2 separate regions of the Homo sapiens genome follow, and region 2 is linked to region 1. Evidence: chromatin loops called from intact Hi-C (ENCODE). Cell type or tissue: dorsolateral prefrontal cortex. All regions are shown on one strand. Each heading gives the region's core, and the rest is flanking DNA. Links, peaks and the distances in the headings are about the cores only.

Region 1 (8,347 bases), core at 217-8,216:
TGGATAGATTGCAAAAATTTTCTCCCATTCTGTAGGTTGCCTGTTCACTCTGATGATAGTTTCTTTTGCTGTAAAGAAGTTCTTAATTTGATCCCATTTGTCAATTTTGACTTTTGTTGCCATTGCTTTTGGTGTTTTAGTCATGAAGTCTTTGCCCATGCCTATGTCTTGAATGGTATTGCCTAGGTTATCTTCTAGGGCTTTTATGGTTTTAGGTCTTACATTTAAGTATTTAATCCATCTTGACTTAATTTTTTTATAAGGTGTAAGGAAGGGGTCCAGTTTCAGTTTTCTGCATATGGCTAGCCAGTTTTCCCAACACCATTTATTAAAGAGGGAATCCTTTCCCCATTGCTTTTGTCAGGTTTGTCAAAGATCAGATGGTTGTGGATATGTGGTGTTATTTCTGAGGCCTCTGTCCTGTTCCATGGGTCTATATATCCATTTTGGTACCAGTACCATGCTGTTTTGGTTACTGTAGCCTTGTAGTATAGTTTGAAGTCAGATAGCATGATGCCTCCAGCTTTGTTCTTTTTGCTAAGGATTGTCTTGGCTAGATGGGCTCTCTTTTGGTTCCATATGAAATTTAAACTAGTTTTTCCTAATTCTGTAAAGAAAGTCAATGGTAGCTTGATGGGAATATCATTGAATCTACAAATTACTTTGGGCAGTATGGCCATTTTCAAGATATTGATTCTTCCTATCCATGAGCATAATATTTTTCCATTTGTTTGTGTCCTCTCTTATTTCCTTGAGCAGTGGTTTGTAGTTCTCCTTGAAGAGGTCCTTCACATCCCTTGTTAAGTTGTATCCCTAGGTATTTTATTCTCTTTGGAGCAATCGTGAATGGGAATTCACTCATGATTTGGCTGTTTGTCTATTATTGGTGTATAGGAATGCTTGTGATTTTTGCACATTGATTTTGTATTCTGAGACTTTGCTGAAGTTGCTTATCAGCTTAAGGAGTTTTGTGGCTGAGACAATGGGGTTTTCTAAATATACAATCATGTCATCTGCAAACAGAGACAATCTGACTTCCTCTCTTCCTATTTGGATACTCATTATTATGCAGAGAACAAACATGGAAAAAAACCTCATCATCATTGGTCATTAGAGAAATGCAAATCAAAACCACAATGAGATACCATCTCATGCCAGTTAGAATGGCGATTCTACTCTGTTGTCAGGAAACAACAAATGCTAGAGAGTATGTGGAGAAATAGGAACACTTTTACACTGTTGGTGGGAGTGTAAATTAGTTCAACCACTATGAAAGACAGTGTGGCAATTCCTCAAGGATCTAGAACTAGAAATACCATTTGACCCAGCAATCCCATTACTGGATATATATCCAAAGGATTATAAATCATTCTACTATAAAAACACATGCAGACGTACATTTATTGCAGCACTATTCACGATAACAAAGACTTGGAACCAACCCAAGTGCCCATCAATGATAGACTGGATAAAGAAAATGTGACACATATACACCATGGAATACTATGCAGCCATAAAAAAAAGAATGAGCTCATGTCCTTTGCAGGGAATGGATAAAGCTGGAAACCATCATTCTCGGCAAACTAACACAGGAACAGAAAACCAAACACTGCATGTTCTCACTCATAGTGGGAGTTGAACAATGAGAACTTATGGGCACAGGGAGGGGAACATCACACACCAGGGCCTGTCGGGGGGTGGGGAGCAAGGAGAGGGATAGCATTAGTAGAAATACCTAATACCTAATGTAGATGACGGGTTGATGGTTGCAGCAAACCACCACAGCACATGTATACCTGTGTAACAAACTTGCAGCTTCTGCACATGTATCCCAGAACTCTTCCCCAATATCTAGTTCTCTGACCTTCAAAGTGTAAAACAACTGAAAGTTAAATTTAGATATTAAATTAGACTTTAATAACTTTCAACCTTATTTCTGAATAATATGATTACATAAAAATAGAAATTCATTGTATAATATTTATATATAGCATCGTTTTGGTGTGTAATTAAACTGAACTCATTTCAGTGAACATTTATCAGAGATCTACATGTGAGGGCCCCTCATAGAGAGTCCAGAGGGTCCGTTGGCCAAGGCCTCAGATTAACAGTCCTAGAGGTAAACTGACAAGACAGAAAGAAGAAAACACGCAAAACACACAACACTATACTTGCGTACAGTTATCAGACTATGCCAACTTAAAAATAGCATGAGTTAAATATTTTAGAAATCCTATAATTATCTTAAGCAGCACACAATTACATTGGGGATTATTGTGGGCATGTATGTGTTTTCATCACATCCATTTTTTGACGTAACATTTAAAATATGCCACAATTTTGTAACCCTGGCATTTTTCAGTTTTTAATATACTGAGGGCCTGAAAAAATACAAAGAGCCCTGGTGTCTCTGAATGACTCTGCCAGTTGCAGGACATCATGCTAATCTCTGGGGACACCAAGACACAGTCCCTACTATCAAGGAGCTTATAGTTGGCATATAAAGAGAAACAAATATACAAATACGAATAATAGATAATAGAATATGATGAGGGCCACTCTAGAGATGCAAATAGCCATGAGACTTAAGGGCACCAAAGATCATCCAGTTAAGAATAAGATATGTCTTCAGGAGAAAATGTCATTGACAATGGATCTTGAAAGACAAGGGGCCACTGCACATATACACCATGGAATACTATGCAGCCATAAAAAAGGATGAGTTCATGTCCTTTGTAGGGACATGGATGAAGCTGGAAACCATCATTCTGAGCAAACTGTCGCAAGGACAGAAAACCAAACACCGCATGTTCTCATTCATAGGTGGGAATTGAACAATGAGAACACTTGGACACAGGATGGGGAACATCACACACCATGGCCTGTCGTGGGGTTGGGGGAGTGGGGAGGGATAGCATTAGGAGATATACCTAATGTAAATGACGAGTTAATGGGCACACCAACATGGCACATGTATACATATGTAACAAACCTGCACGTTGTGCACATGTACCCTACAACTTAAAGTATAATAATAATAATAATAAATAAATTAAATTAAACTAAATAAAAAGAAAGACAAAGGGCCTCTGACAGGCAGAGATGACTGAGAAAGATATGAGTAGAAAGGGACATACTTTTGAAATCGCACTGTTTGCATGGTTTGTGAAAAGCAGAGGAAGGAGTAAATGTGGAAAATCAGATTGAGACCTTGTTCAGAGTCTGAAATGGCAGAAAAGAAGTCCCACACCTACTATCATTGGCAAAAGGGAGTTAGTATGGGGTTTTGAGTAAGGAAATAACATCAACGTGTTGCATTTTAGAAAGAAAAAAGTAGAATAAATACACATGGTGGCCTAGTGGAAAAGGAAGACATCGTATGGGCAATCAGTAAAGAGGCTGTCACAGCAACCCTAGGCCTGAAGCTTCATCACTCTGCCTAATTGGAAGAATTTCCTTTTTGCTTAGTCCCGGGGATCCTTTCTTTGTTTTCTTCCCTACACCTATGTTCTAAGCTATAATAACTATAAGCTTGTATTCATTAGGTGACCTGAGGAAGTTCATTTTTGTCCAGTATTTGGAAATATTCCTTAGTATGACCAAGGGGAGTCCTAATACATAACCTTGCTTGACAGTTAAAAAAAGATTCTTAAAGATGAGGTAATCAATAAGCAAAGGAAAGAAGTAATTTCTAGTACTTGGAATAAGCAATATGGGGATTTATCTTCCCAGGAATTACTCAATCTCTCTCCACTACTGTACTTCCAGAACAATGCCATTATTCAAGCTGAACAGGCAAAAATCCAGGTTGCCACCTGACTTTTGATTTAACAAAGGTTACATGCAAGCTGTTCTGAACTGTTGAATTACATAGTTTATCACATCATCTAATGTTTTGAAAAAGATGTTTTATTATTAATTAAATTTAAAGTTTCAAGAGAAAATATCCTAATATACTTACTAAAACTATATTTAAACATTCCTGTAAGGTATATTATTGAAAAAAAAAAAAAAAAAAAAAAACTCCATCACATCCCATTTGAGTTTCCTTCAGTTATGTTTATAAGATACATTACTTGATTAATAAAACTGAAAACCATGCTTAACAACTCTGCATGTTGAAGGAAATGACCAAATGGCTATATTAAGATGTCTATGGAAAACATTCACATAAACTTACCCATAATTGAATTAGAAAACCATAAAAGGAAAAAGTCTAATTAATTGAATTACCCAAAATAAAAGGGGACATTTTTATCACTTCAAAATATAAAGAATATTCAGACTTTTCAAGTCTGAATTTATAATTGGTTTATAAACAATTAAAAATTCAAAGTACAAATTTCATTGGAGATTCATTAAACCAAATATATGTAAGAAATTAAAATTTATACTTAGATCAATTATTTTCAAAATAGCATAACTAAAGAGAAAACAAAATAGCTCACTTTGTAAATGTATCAGAGAAGTGTTTTAAATAGTTGAATAGAGGACGAGATACTTTTATAGTATTTTCTTCTCTCTTCCTTACCTGCCCTCTGCTGGTGAAAAGAGAAAAGTGAAAAGTAAAGAAGCTTCAAACAACATCCCGGAAAAGCACACTTTTATACAAAAAAAATTTAGTGTTATAACATTTTTCATTATACCAGATTAATTTGCCATCATATTATCCCACCACTCTTCTTGGAAGCAATATTCATACATTAAATGTTGCCTGTGAGTTAGGATTGGCGTAAAAAAAATTAGGAGGCTTTGGAAATATTTCACTATTTTAACAAAGTTTAGGTAAATGACCATGCTAAAATAAGAGTACAAACATCTAACAGACATCTAAAAATATTATGAAAGATATTTTATGTCATTTCTTTCTTTTTTTCTTTTTTGAAACTGAGTCTCACTCTTTGTTGCCCAGGCTGAAGTGCAGTGGCGCGATCTCGGCTCAGTGCGACCTCCGCCTCCTGCGTTCAAGCGATTCTCCTGTCTCAGCCTCCCGAGGAGCTGGGATTACGGGTGCCCACCACGATGGCTGGCTAATTTTTGTATTCTTAGTAGAGATGGGGTTTCACCACGTTGGCCAGGCTGGTCTCAAACTCCTGACCTCAGGTGGTCCACCCACCTTGGCCTCCCAAAGTGCTGGGATTACAGGCGTGAGGCACTGCGCCCAGCCATTTTATGTCATTTCTATCTTTACATTCTTATTGACCAAATAAGCATGGACTAGATGTGAGTTCCATTAGCACTAGTCATAATTGACTGAATGACCATGTCCAAAAGGGTCTAATGGATCACTGTGAGCCAAGATAGAAGTTAATAAGGATGGTCTACAGGGCTTCATCTTTAGTCCTCCCTGACCAACATTTTCACCAATGTTGAATATAAAATTAAGTAAATCCCAATCCATAAAGATTTCAACAGACTGGAAATTGAACAAATTGTACCAAAATAAAACAGGAATTACTACATAGGTTCAAAATTTGCACAAGCATGAGGTTTGTAGTGGTACCATTTGTGAAAGAGACTCTGATATTTCAGTTAGCAGCAAACTCAAGAGTAAAGTGGGATGCAAATATCAAAAAATTGATAATAATTTATATCTTAGGTGCTTGATATGTGCCAAACCTACGTTGAGCAGTTCATATATGTTCTAAAACCCCAGTCTAAAACAAATTTGGATCAGTGATTGACTCATTTACTGCCCAGCTGTCATGCTAAAAAAGGAATGAGCTAGAATTCTTTTACTGGGGGAGAAGGATTAGGAAATGACTGTCTGTGTATTTTTCAGATTGTCCCAATACAAAACTTAATTTGTTACGTGCAGCATAAGTTTCAGTATTTTTATATTGTGCTTATTATAAAAGTACAGACTCACCGATTACACAATATGGCAGCCCTACATTTTAGGTAACTGGAACTTTTAGACCCACCTAGGGCCAATTTTTCCTTCTAAAGTTAATTTTTTTGAAATTTAATATACATACAGAAAAGTATACAATTCATATATATATATGAGCTATATATGTATATATGAGTCATATATACATATATATAGAGACAGATACATAGATATACATCTCAACAAACTTTTACAAAGTGAATACATCCAAGTAGCTACCACTAGATCAAGAAATAGAGTATAAAATCAGCAAAACAGAAGCCTCCCTCCCATCATCTTTCAATAATTATCTCCTCCCAGAAGAAACTATTCTGACTTCTACCACTATCAATTTGTTTTGCATGTTTTTGAATTTCAGGTAAGTGAAATTGCAGTATGTACTATCTAGTGTCTGGCTTCTGTCACTAAATTTGTGTTTGTGGGATTCATTCATGTTATTGTATATAAAGGTAGTTATTTCCTTACTACATAGTGTTCCATTGTATGTGTACTCTTGATAAATATATCATCCTACTGTCAATGAATATTTGGATTGTTTTGTTTTTGCATCTTAAGGAATATGCAAGGAGGAAAAAATCTGTGTCATAGGATTTGCATATGTTCAATTTTAGTAAATATTTCCATCATTTTCCAAAATGTTAGTACCAATTCATAATTTACAATCTACCAAGAGCATATGGGAGTTCTAGTTGTTCCACCTCTAAGACAATACTATGTATTATCAGGGATTTTGTTTTAATGTCAGTCATTGTGGTAAGTAGAAGTATTTTGTAGTTTAAAATTATATTTTCTGATAATTAATAATTTTGAGTACATTTTCATATGTTTATTGGCCAACTGAATGTATTCATTTGTGAAGTACCAGTTCAATTTATCTGCTCATTTTTCTGTTATCTCGTATGTTACCTCTTATTGATTTTTAGGAGTTCTTCATATATTCTGGATATAAGTTCTTCATCAGACATAGTATATTGCAAATATCTTCTTTCTCTCTGTAAGTTGACTTTTCACTTATATTAATAGTATCATTTGATGAAAAGTTCTTAATTTTAATGAAGTCTGATTTATTCATATTTTCCTTTATAGTCAAGTGCTTTTGTAGCCTGTTAGAAATCTATAAGCATCTTAAGAGCAAAATCTGAACTTTATTCTCTAGTATCTTGGCCTCTCTAGTCGTGGCTACTAATCTTGAGCCATGATTAAGATTAAGAGGAAGAAAGCAGGAAATATTTGACAAGGTCTTCGAATATTTGAAATGCTCATGGGGTGAAAACATTAGACTTGCTCTGCATAGTCTCATGAAAGGAATAAGACCCTAGGCTGGAAAGTAAAAGGATGAAGATATACTCTCAACATAAAACAGTATGTCTGGCTGTCCGCAGTGGCTTACGCCTGTAATCCCAGTACTTTGGGAGGCTGAGGCAGGCAGACCACGAGGTCAGGAGATGGAGACCATCCTAGCCAACATGGTGAAACCCTGTCTCTACTAAAAAAAAAAAAAAAAAAAAAAAATTAGCTGGGCATGGTGGTGCATGCCTGTAATCCCAGCTATTAGGGAGGCTGAGGCAGGAGAATCACTTGAACCAGGGAGTCGGAGGTTGCAGTGAACCAAGATGGTGCCACTGCACTCCAGCCTGGCAACAGAGTGAGACTCTGTCTCAAGAAAACAAACAAACAAGCAAACAAAAGCAGAATGTCTGAATAGTCCAATGATGAAATGAAATTGTGTTCTTCCTAATATTGGAAGTGTTAAAGTACAGATGAATGAACAGTTTGTTGGAGATTGAAAGTTTAACAGATAACCTTTAAGCTAATTCATCTGGCTTTAAAGATGTGACTACAGCATGTGATGTGGGACAGTATAGTTGCCTTACATGCTATCAGCTTAAGGATTGCTTGAGGCCAGGAATTCAAGACCAGCCTGGGCAAGATGGGAAGACCCTGGCTTTACAAACAAACAAACAAATTAATGAATTAATTAAAAACGAGTTACGGTTGAAGTCTCATAATATCCTTATTTTTTCTTAATAGAGTACGTGAACCTATATAAACCCTTATTTACAACTATATTTTCAATCTCCATGACTTCTACTTCTTAAATAATACAGTAATTCTCTTTACTTAAAATTTTTCTTTTGAAAATTTTTAAGGGAAGATCTCTATTTCTAATATTCCAGGATTTATCAAAAAAGATTATATTTATCCTAAACATATCTTTCAAGATTTAACTCCAACCATTTTGCCTTTCTACCTTCATCTATTCAGAAGAAAAATTATGTATCTGTTAGTTCCTGCAACAGCAAAATCCTTCAATTCTGTTTACTCTAAAATTTCATTCCCTATATGTTTTCCTATAGCTGTATATATTTCTTTTTAAAATTTTTTTGTGGGTACATAGTAAGTGTATATACTTATAGAGTACATTAGATATTTTGGTACAGGCATGGAATGTAT
Region 2 (8,347 bases), core at 47-8,046, 210 kb before region 1:
CCTTGCACCAGTGTTTTCTCAAAATCTCCAGATTTTCGTCATGGTCATCCAGGTGCTTATATCTTCCATAAGCAGACCCTAAGGGCTGACAGATGGAAACACTGTTGATATACAAATATATTCCAGCTGAAAGGATTCAGAATATGTCATTTCAGAACATGCCACTTCGGCATATTGATCATTTTGAGCTAAAAAAAACTGAGAATCAGCCAATACAGGAAAAGCTCTTTACCGACTTCTCCACTAACTACATAAAATAAAATTCCCCCTTTCGTAAAGGAAATTTATATCTATAAAGGAAATGATCATGAGTAAAATATCTGTACCATGAAGAGAACTACTCTTTGGAAACATCTTTATCACCTAAGACACTTTTATCTGCACAACAAGGCAACATTTATTGATCATACATTTCCTCTCCTCGCCTTCCCAAAATTTGCCTCCACAACCCCGCAAAAGCCCCAAACCCTTATCCCTTTCTGTAGCTCAGGATAATATATAGGTCTCAATCATCTGGCTGCTTCCTTGAGTCTTACATTTTTGTGGGACTCCCATGTATACACACATAATTAAAGTTGATTTTCTCCTATTAATCTGTCTTATCTCAATTTAATTTGTAAACTAGCAAAATAAACTAAATGGGTAAGAAGTATGCATTTTTTCCTCCCCGACACTGCCAATGGTAAGAATTTCCCATGCCCTTTCCTTTTAGAATAAATGTTCTAGGCCAACCTTCCCCAAAACACAGGATATAAATGGCACAAGAAAATACGGTTATGTAGACAAATCAATTGAGAAACATTACATATGATATTCCACTCTTACAGAGTCAAAATGCACCTTTGCATACTAGAAACCTTGAGAGGTCCTGCAGTAACCTATAGTAGCCCACTAAACAGATCAAGAAACTGCAGATTTAAGACAATCTCACCCCTTGTTATTATACCTTTACAGACTTTGGGGTGTGTAAGATAGAATCACTTTGACATTAGCAAGACTATTAAAAAATCAAACACAGAGGCATAAGCCTGAATCTTAGTAGCTCTAGAAAACATGAGCTTTATCCTGCTGTGAGCATTCTGTTTTTCTCAGTAGATTTCTGCAGTTTCAGATCCCACGGGAAAGTACAGCAGGGCTGGTTGACTCTCTATAGAGAGGAAAACCTAACTAGGAAGTAGTTATCTGACTCCCTGTATGGGGCACTGTAAAATGACTTCCCTCTGATTAAAAATGAGCTAAGTTTTCCAATAAGTATATAAACTTTCTAAAGGTTCCAAATCTGGGAGTGCTGTGTAATTTCTGGGAAGATCCTTACCCTCTCTAAGCCTCTTAGTTCTTAGAACCTCCTTCACAGAGATTGTGTGAAGAACAAAATGAGAATTATACATAAAAGTTTCAGTCAATAATTTAGAGTTGTTTCAAAGAGTCATCCTGGAGGTAAAAGATCAGAAAAACTGAAAAATTCAGGAATTAATACTAAGCTAAAAGACAATTTCTAGAACAGCAAGGTGAGGAGCTCTGTGGACCAACTACCCATCAAAATAACCATTACTGGTAACAATTATCAATCATTTAAAGTCTCTGAAAATGGCCCTAAGCACATACAGCAAAAGCAGCAGCGTTTATTCCAGAAAATATACTAATCTCAGTAAGAACAAAAGTTTATGGCACTTCAGTCACAAGCTGCTCCCTCTTCCCTCCCCCAACTTGGTGTGATAGAAGCTCTACTCCAGGCTGATGTGGCCAAGATGATGGCATTCCCTCTCCCTTGAGTTTACAGCCTGTAACTGTACTATCACCCTGGGAAGTGCAGGTCAATAGCATTTCTTATCCCCTCAAGCCCCAGCTCTGTGTTGTAGTGGCTAAATTCCAGATGAGTGAAACTAAGAGGTCAGGGGCTCCCTTCCTGCCTGCAATCCCCCTTTGTCTTGATCTATTTTGTACTGCTATAACAGAATGCCACAGCTGGGGTAATTTATAAAGAACACACATTTGTTGGCTTACAGTTCTGGAGGCTGGGAAGTCCAGTATCAAGGGGTCAGCATCTGGTGAGGGTTTTTGTGCTGTGTCATCCCATGGCAGAAGGCAAAAGGGCCAAAAGAGAGCAAGAAAGAGAGAGAAGGGGGCCAAACTTGTCCTTTTATAATGAACTCACTGCCGTAATGGCATTAATCCATTCATGAAAGCAGAGCCCTCATAGCCTAATCACCTCTAAAAGGTTCCCCCCTTTTCTCTCTTGCCATCTCTGGGCCCTTCCACCCTCTGCTATAGGTTGACCTAGCAGGAATGCCTGTCAGATGCCCCAGAGGAGGTGACATCAGCAAAAATCATTACCTTAAACAAACTCTTGGAGATATTTTACAACATTGAAGTCACGAAGGATACAATGTTGGAAGCTGGTCCTAAATTAGAAAGGAGTATGACAACTTGCCCAGGCATAGAAAAGATGCTTTCTTCATATTGCAAGTTACATAACCAAAAGAAACCAAGTATTGCTCAAACTACTCTTGATAAGTAGTTTAAAAGAAACATTTTAATTCTCAGTGTTTCTAATGTTTTAAATTACTTACTAAATGTTTCACTATTTTTGTGTCCCTATTGTTTATAACCAACAGTAAGAAAGTTTTAAATTTTTAATATTTTTAAAGGTCATGGAACAATTTTTCCCCCATTAATTATTTAAATTATCTTGCATGGTGATTTTCATAGTGCCATATTAATGTGCAACATGAGGACTACCTATATTTGGGAAAAAACTGACAATGACGTTTATACATGGAGTGAATATTTGAGGATATTAAAGATGACTGTTTTTCTAGTTCTGGTAAAGGTAATATGGATCAGTTTCAAAAGAAAAAGAATGATAGAGAAAGCCGTGTCTTTTAGAGACACATAGAGCTAAAGTTATATGCTGTTTGGATTTGCACAAAATAATATAGGAGGGAAGCATGAGGGAGCATAGATGAAATAAGATTGACTGTGAGCTGATAACTATTGAAGTTCAGTGACAGGGGTGTGAAGTTTATTATACTCTATGTCTATTTTTGTATCTATTTGAAATTTTAAACAATTAAAATTTTAATCGACCAGAAAATGTAAAAGAATGTAATGGTCGTCTCAGGCTCACTTGGAATGTTTAACTTCTGTGGCTCAATAGCCTGTCAACATTGCTTGGTTCAAATGCAAATGCTTGGTGTGAGCTCCAAGCAGGAAGGAAGCTGTGTTTGTGTAAGGACACACTGGCTCCTGGTTTGGCTCCCCGAGGACACTGGAGTATCTGACCCAATTAGGAGATAAGAGAAAATAAAAATCAAATCATAATTTTTTCCTTACAAGAGGATTGCCTATGATGACAAATTTGCTCACACAACTTCTCTTTTAGAATATGAATAAGCCCATGGCACCTGCTGCCAATGAAAAGGCAAAGGAGAAGGGAGATAATTATATTTAAAATAGTCTTATTTTCAATTAGCTTATAGAACATTGACAAAAATTATGGCCAATCAATTGTGGCCAAATGTATTGATCCTTTCTTTTAATAAAACAGAGAAAGTTTATTTCTTTATATTATAATTTTTAGTAAATTATGACTTAAATTTCATAAGGATTAATTGCAAGGTAGATTTTTAAATTGCTTCTATAAGTATTTGTGTCAATATTTGTCAATTCAGTTTTGGTTTCATTTATCAGCACATCTGCCATTGCTGATAAAGATTGCTCCTTCTATTATTCCATCAGTGACAAAGGTGAATGGGAAAGAAGAGAGTTAAAGAGCAATTTGTGCCCCAAAACTATTCAGGCTTAATTTCTACTTTTCAAAATGGCTTAAAGATAAAATGTCTTTGAGATTCACTTACATTAGTATGTGAGGCTCTGTACTCATTTCTGTTGTTGGCACTGGCTGTCTTAACAATAAAACCAAATCTCCACAAGGTGGCAGTTTTTGAAGATACAATTGTACTTTGTGTACAGATTCTGTACTTCAATGAATAGAAGATGTATTGGAACTGAATCATAACTTTTGATCCAAGTAGCATTTTAGAATTAAGGCCAGCATTAGCATATTCACTTATAAAGTTGTTGACCACCTTTCATAATGTTCTTAACCATTTTACAACTAGAGAAACTGAAGCAGATTATTTCCCTGACGCCTTCACGGGACTTGAGACAGGGGTGCCTCATTTACCCATCCCGCCCCGTCTACCCCTTGTGGGAGGGAGCGTGCGAATGAATAAGTGCAGGAACCAGAACGAGCGAGTGCAGGAACCAGCCAACCGCTTTCAGGTGCCGGCAGTAGCAAACTCTGTGCGGGCCCAGCGGCGCAACCAGGTAGGAGTGCCTGAGAGCCTGAGGCCCAGAGGGTGTGTTGCAGTGCTCTTTCAGCTCTGCCGTCTGCGGAAGGCTTAAGTGTTAACAGCTCAGTGAGCTCTTTGCCTTTTCATGTGAGGCAGCTGCCCTCCACCAGCAAGGGCAAACAGCCAGTGTGACAGCCTTTTGTATCCATACTCGTGGCCTCCAAGCTCTTGTCTGGCGTCCAGAAAAAATGAGGTCACATGAACGAATTGAAGGATGGTAAATGAGGGATTTTATTGCTGATGAAAGTGGCTTTCAGTGGGAAATAGAGCTGAACAGGGGACAGGGCAGATAGGTAATCTTCCCCTGAAGTCTTGCCTTCTCCTCTCAGATTCTTCTCCAAAGTATGCTGTCAAGCTGTCGCTCTGAAGTCAAGCCACTTCTCTCCAATGTCCAGTTATAGTCCCATCTACCAACTGAGTCTGGGGTTTTTATAGGCAAAGGATGGGGGTGGAGCAGGCCACGGGTAGTTTAGAAAAAGGCAACATTCGAGTGGGAAAACAGGGATAGAAGTTCTCACTTTCGGTGGCAGTTTCAGGTTTTTCGGATTGAGGGTGGGGTTTCACCAGGGTCCCGCCCTTTTCTGCCTAGAATTTCTCTGCCCCCTGTCCCTATCAATACTGAGTGATTAAAGAGCAATTGAATATTCCCATTGTATGGAATTAAGGATAAACCCAAAATTTTGCCAAGACCTCTCCTTTCTCTGAGAAAGTACACAGGTATTGAGTCCCGGCTCCCTGTCAACTGACAATGACTTGGGTCTCTTAGCTCTACACACTGGGAACAGCTTCTAATTCCTAACCTAACAATTTGGAGTTCTCATGCTCCAATGTATTTGTCTTGCATTTGTAGGTTTTTTCACTGTATTTTTAAATAGGGAATTGTGATTGTCCACACCTGTTTTAACAGGTCAAACAGGTTTTTATATTGAGCTCTTTAAACCTCATTTTAAATTGTCTTCCACATAGTATTTGAGGTTCTTTCTTTAGTGAAGTACTAAAATATTTACCTTGGGGGTTTTATTAGCCTTTCACTCGAATAGGTAACAATTTCCCAACCATGGAAGGTCCCTGGTTACTGGAAGGAAGCATATTCATTTCAGGTTTTGGCTTTTTTTCCTCATAATGAAGATAAACAAAGTGAAACAACTAGGAAATAAATTAAGAAAGTGTGTGTCAGATAGGAGTGGGCATAGACAGGGACAAGTAAAGCCCCAAAATCAAGACTTCAATACAGAAAACAAATAAAAATAGAAAGTCTGTGGCTATAATAGTTTATTTTATTTTTTTAAATGGGAAAGAGGAAAGAAAATCTCATATGAGGAAAAATCAAGTGTAGGGATATATATAAGCTAATATATAAATGAAATGAATACCTGAAATGGTAAAAGGGACAGAAGCTAGAAATTTGTAATTTAAGGTACTTGCACTGATATGAAATGGAATATTGTTATTTAAAGGCACATAGGTCACTTGTAAATGTTTATTGCAAACTGTAGGGCAACCACTAAAAAAGTTTAAAAAAAGAAGAATTGCTATGTTAAGAAGGTGAGAAAATAGAATCCTGTAAAATGCTCAATAAAATTTAAAAAGGCAAAAAAATGGGGAAAGTAAAAATAGGAATAAAGAACAAAGGAAACAAACAGAAAACAGGAATAAATATGGTAGATATTAATCCAATTATATCAATAATCATTTTAAATGTCAAGAGCTAAAAAACAAAGATTGTGAGAGTGAATCAAAAAGCAAGACTTACATGATGTCTATAAGAAACCTAGTTAAATTTAAAGCCCCAGGTAGATTAATAAAGGGATGGATAAAGTTATACCATGCTAACAAAAGAAATCCAGTAAAGGAACTCAACAACAAGACACAACCTGATCAAAACACGGGCCAAAGACCTTAACAGATGCCTTGCCAAAAAAGATACACAGCTGGCAAATAAGCATATGAAAACATACTCCACATCATGTCATCAGGGAAATGCAAATTGAAATAACAATGAGATACCACCACAAAACTATTAGAATGGCCAAATTCTAAAACGCCGAGGACACCAAATGCTGGCAATGATAAGGAGCAACCACAACTCCCATTCGTTACTGGTGGGACTGCAAAATGGTACAGCCACTTTGAAGACAGTTTGGCAGTTTCTTACAAAACGAAACATCTTTTACTATATGATCCAACAATTGAACTCCTTGGTACTTACCCAAAGAAATTAAAACTTATATTTACACAAAAACCCACACACAGATGTTTCAGCAGCTTTATTGAAAATTGCCAAAACGTTGAAGCAACCAAGATGTCCTTTAGTAGGTCAATGAATAAACTGTGGTACATCTGACAATAGAATATAATTCAGCACTAAAAAGAAATGAGCTATCAAGCCATGAAAAGATACGGAGGAAACTTAAATGCATATTACTAAGTGAAAGAAGCCAATCTGAAAAGGCCACATACTGCGTAATTCTAAGTAGATGACATTCTGGTAAAGGCAAAACTATGGAGACAATAAAAAGGTCAGTGGTTGCCAAAAGTTAGGGGAGAAAGGGGAATGAATATGCAGAGCACAAAGTATTTTTTGGGCAGTGAAACTACCCTGTAAGATACTGTAATGGTAGTTAACTTGTCATTACACATTTGTCCAAACCCATGAAATGTAAAATACCAATAATGAACCCTAATATAAACTATTGTGTTTGGGCAATAATAATGTGTCAATGTAGGTTCATTGGTTGTGTTAAGGAAAAAGTGACTGAGGCAGGTGTCTTAATCGATAGAGGTTTGTTTAGCCAAAGTTTGCAGATGCACCCAGGAAGAACACAAGCCAGAGGAGCATCTGTGACCTGTGCTTTTCCAAAGAGGGTTTGGGAACTTTAATATTTAAAGAGTAAAGTGCAAACACGGAGAAGGAAAAGAGGATAGAGGGTAGGCAGTGAGGCAAATGGTTCTATTCAGGGGAGGCTTTGGTTAGTGTTCAGTAAATCCAAATTTTATAGGTAAAAAGAGGGAGTAAAGGAAAAGTCAATTATGTGTTCATTGCAGGGTAGACAGCACGATGATTTCTGGTCTTGCCCGCGTCCTGTGCCTATGAAGACAAGCTGGTAATTGACATCATCAGGGTGAAATTCAACATAACTCAGTTTTAGGGCTATTTTATAGGAGGGATATGTATCCTAAAAGATAGGGTCTCACAAGGATTTTCCTTGGGCACAATTGTGAGGGAGGTCATTTGGGGAGATATGTGGCCTTCTATCATTGTGGGAACCTGGTTTATGGATGAGGCTATCACACAAGATTGTGAAGTTACGGCTGTTAGGGAACAAAAGGAAGGCAATATTGAGTAATTCAGCTCTGAAGCTTAACTTGCCCTTTGGCATAGTGAGCTTGGGGTCTTGAAATTCTATTTGCTTTCACAGTTGTAACAAATGTACTACTTTAGTGTGGGATGTTGAATGGGGGAGGCTATCATGTATGGAGAAGTTATATGTGAACTCTCCATACTTTTTGTTCAATTTTGATGGGAACCTAAAACTGCCCTAAAAAAAATAAAGTTTAGTAATTTTAAAAAAAGAACTAGACTAGAACACGCTCTGAGACTGCCCTCTTGGGGTTACGTGTGAAAACAAACCTCTCCAAGAAAGAGAACACAGGGCCGGAGGGCCTGGCATTCAGTAGGGATCTGCAGTCCGTCCACCACATGCTAGCAACTGCACATTTCATGAAGAAGCTCAACAAGGAAGAAAAAAAGGAACTAAAGAAGCCTCATCAATTAAAAAGAGGGATTTGGACAAAGAAAATCCATGCAGGTGCCAACGCAGAAATAGTATTTTCGTTGATGAAGATTTTTAACTTACCAAGAGCTATGAGATAGCTACCACTTTTTGAATAAGCTTTAAAAGAAATAGATGGACACTTGCAGAATATAAATCTTTTGTGTTCTATAAGCCTCCATTTAAAAATAAAAATAACTTCAAACATATCCTAAGTAA

The links. A loop is a pair of places that touch in the nucleus more often than their neighbours do. Peaks named below come from ENCODE experiments on the same cell type or tissue, not always from the same donor. Only the 100,000 strongest peaks of a DNase experiment are listed, where the experiment ranks them.
Region 2: a loop joins it to region 1, with 5 times the contacts of the local background. A loop is called at or near these places in 25 of 110 quality-filtered maps.

What each region holds. Positions count from the first base shown.
Region 1 is chr7:117,455,375-117,463,721 of GRCh38, reverse strand. The region is part of intron 1 of LOC105375468 (a long non-coding RNA gene); the gene reads right to left. Among named protein-coding and RNA genes, the nearest start is that of CFTR, 20 kb to the left of the region's middle. RefSeq lists a cis regulatory region at 4,532-4,545. In dorsolateral prefrontal cortex, for the core only: CTCF peaks have their summits at 4,334 and 4,535 (motif pointing left); no DNase peak of the experiment used is centred there.
Region 2 is chr7:117,669,639-117,677,985 of GRCh38, reverse strand. No RefSeq gene overlaps it. Among named protein-coding and RNA genes, the nearest start is that of CFTR-AS2, 26 kb to the right of the region's middle. RefSeq lists a cis regulatory region at 3,928-3,941 and an enhancer at 3,798-4,371. In dorsolateral prefrontal cortex, for the core only: CTCF peaks have their summits at 3,744, 3,951 (motif pointing right) and 7,965 (motif pointing left); DNase peaks (open chromatin) are centred at 4,465 and 7,995; H3K4me3 peaks cover 942 bases; H3K27ac peaks cover 1,786 bases.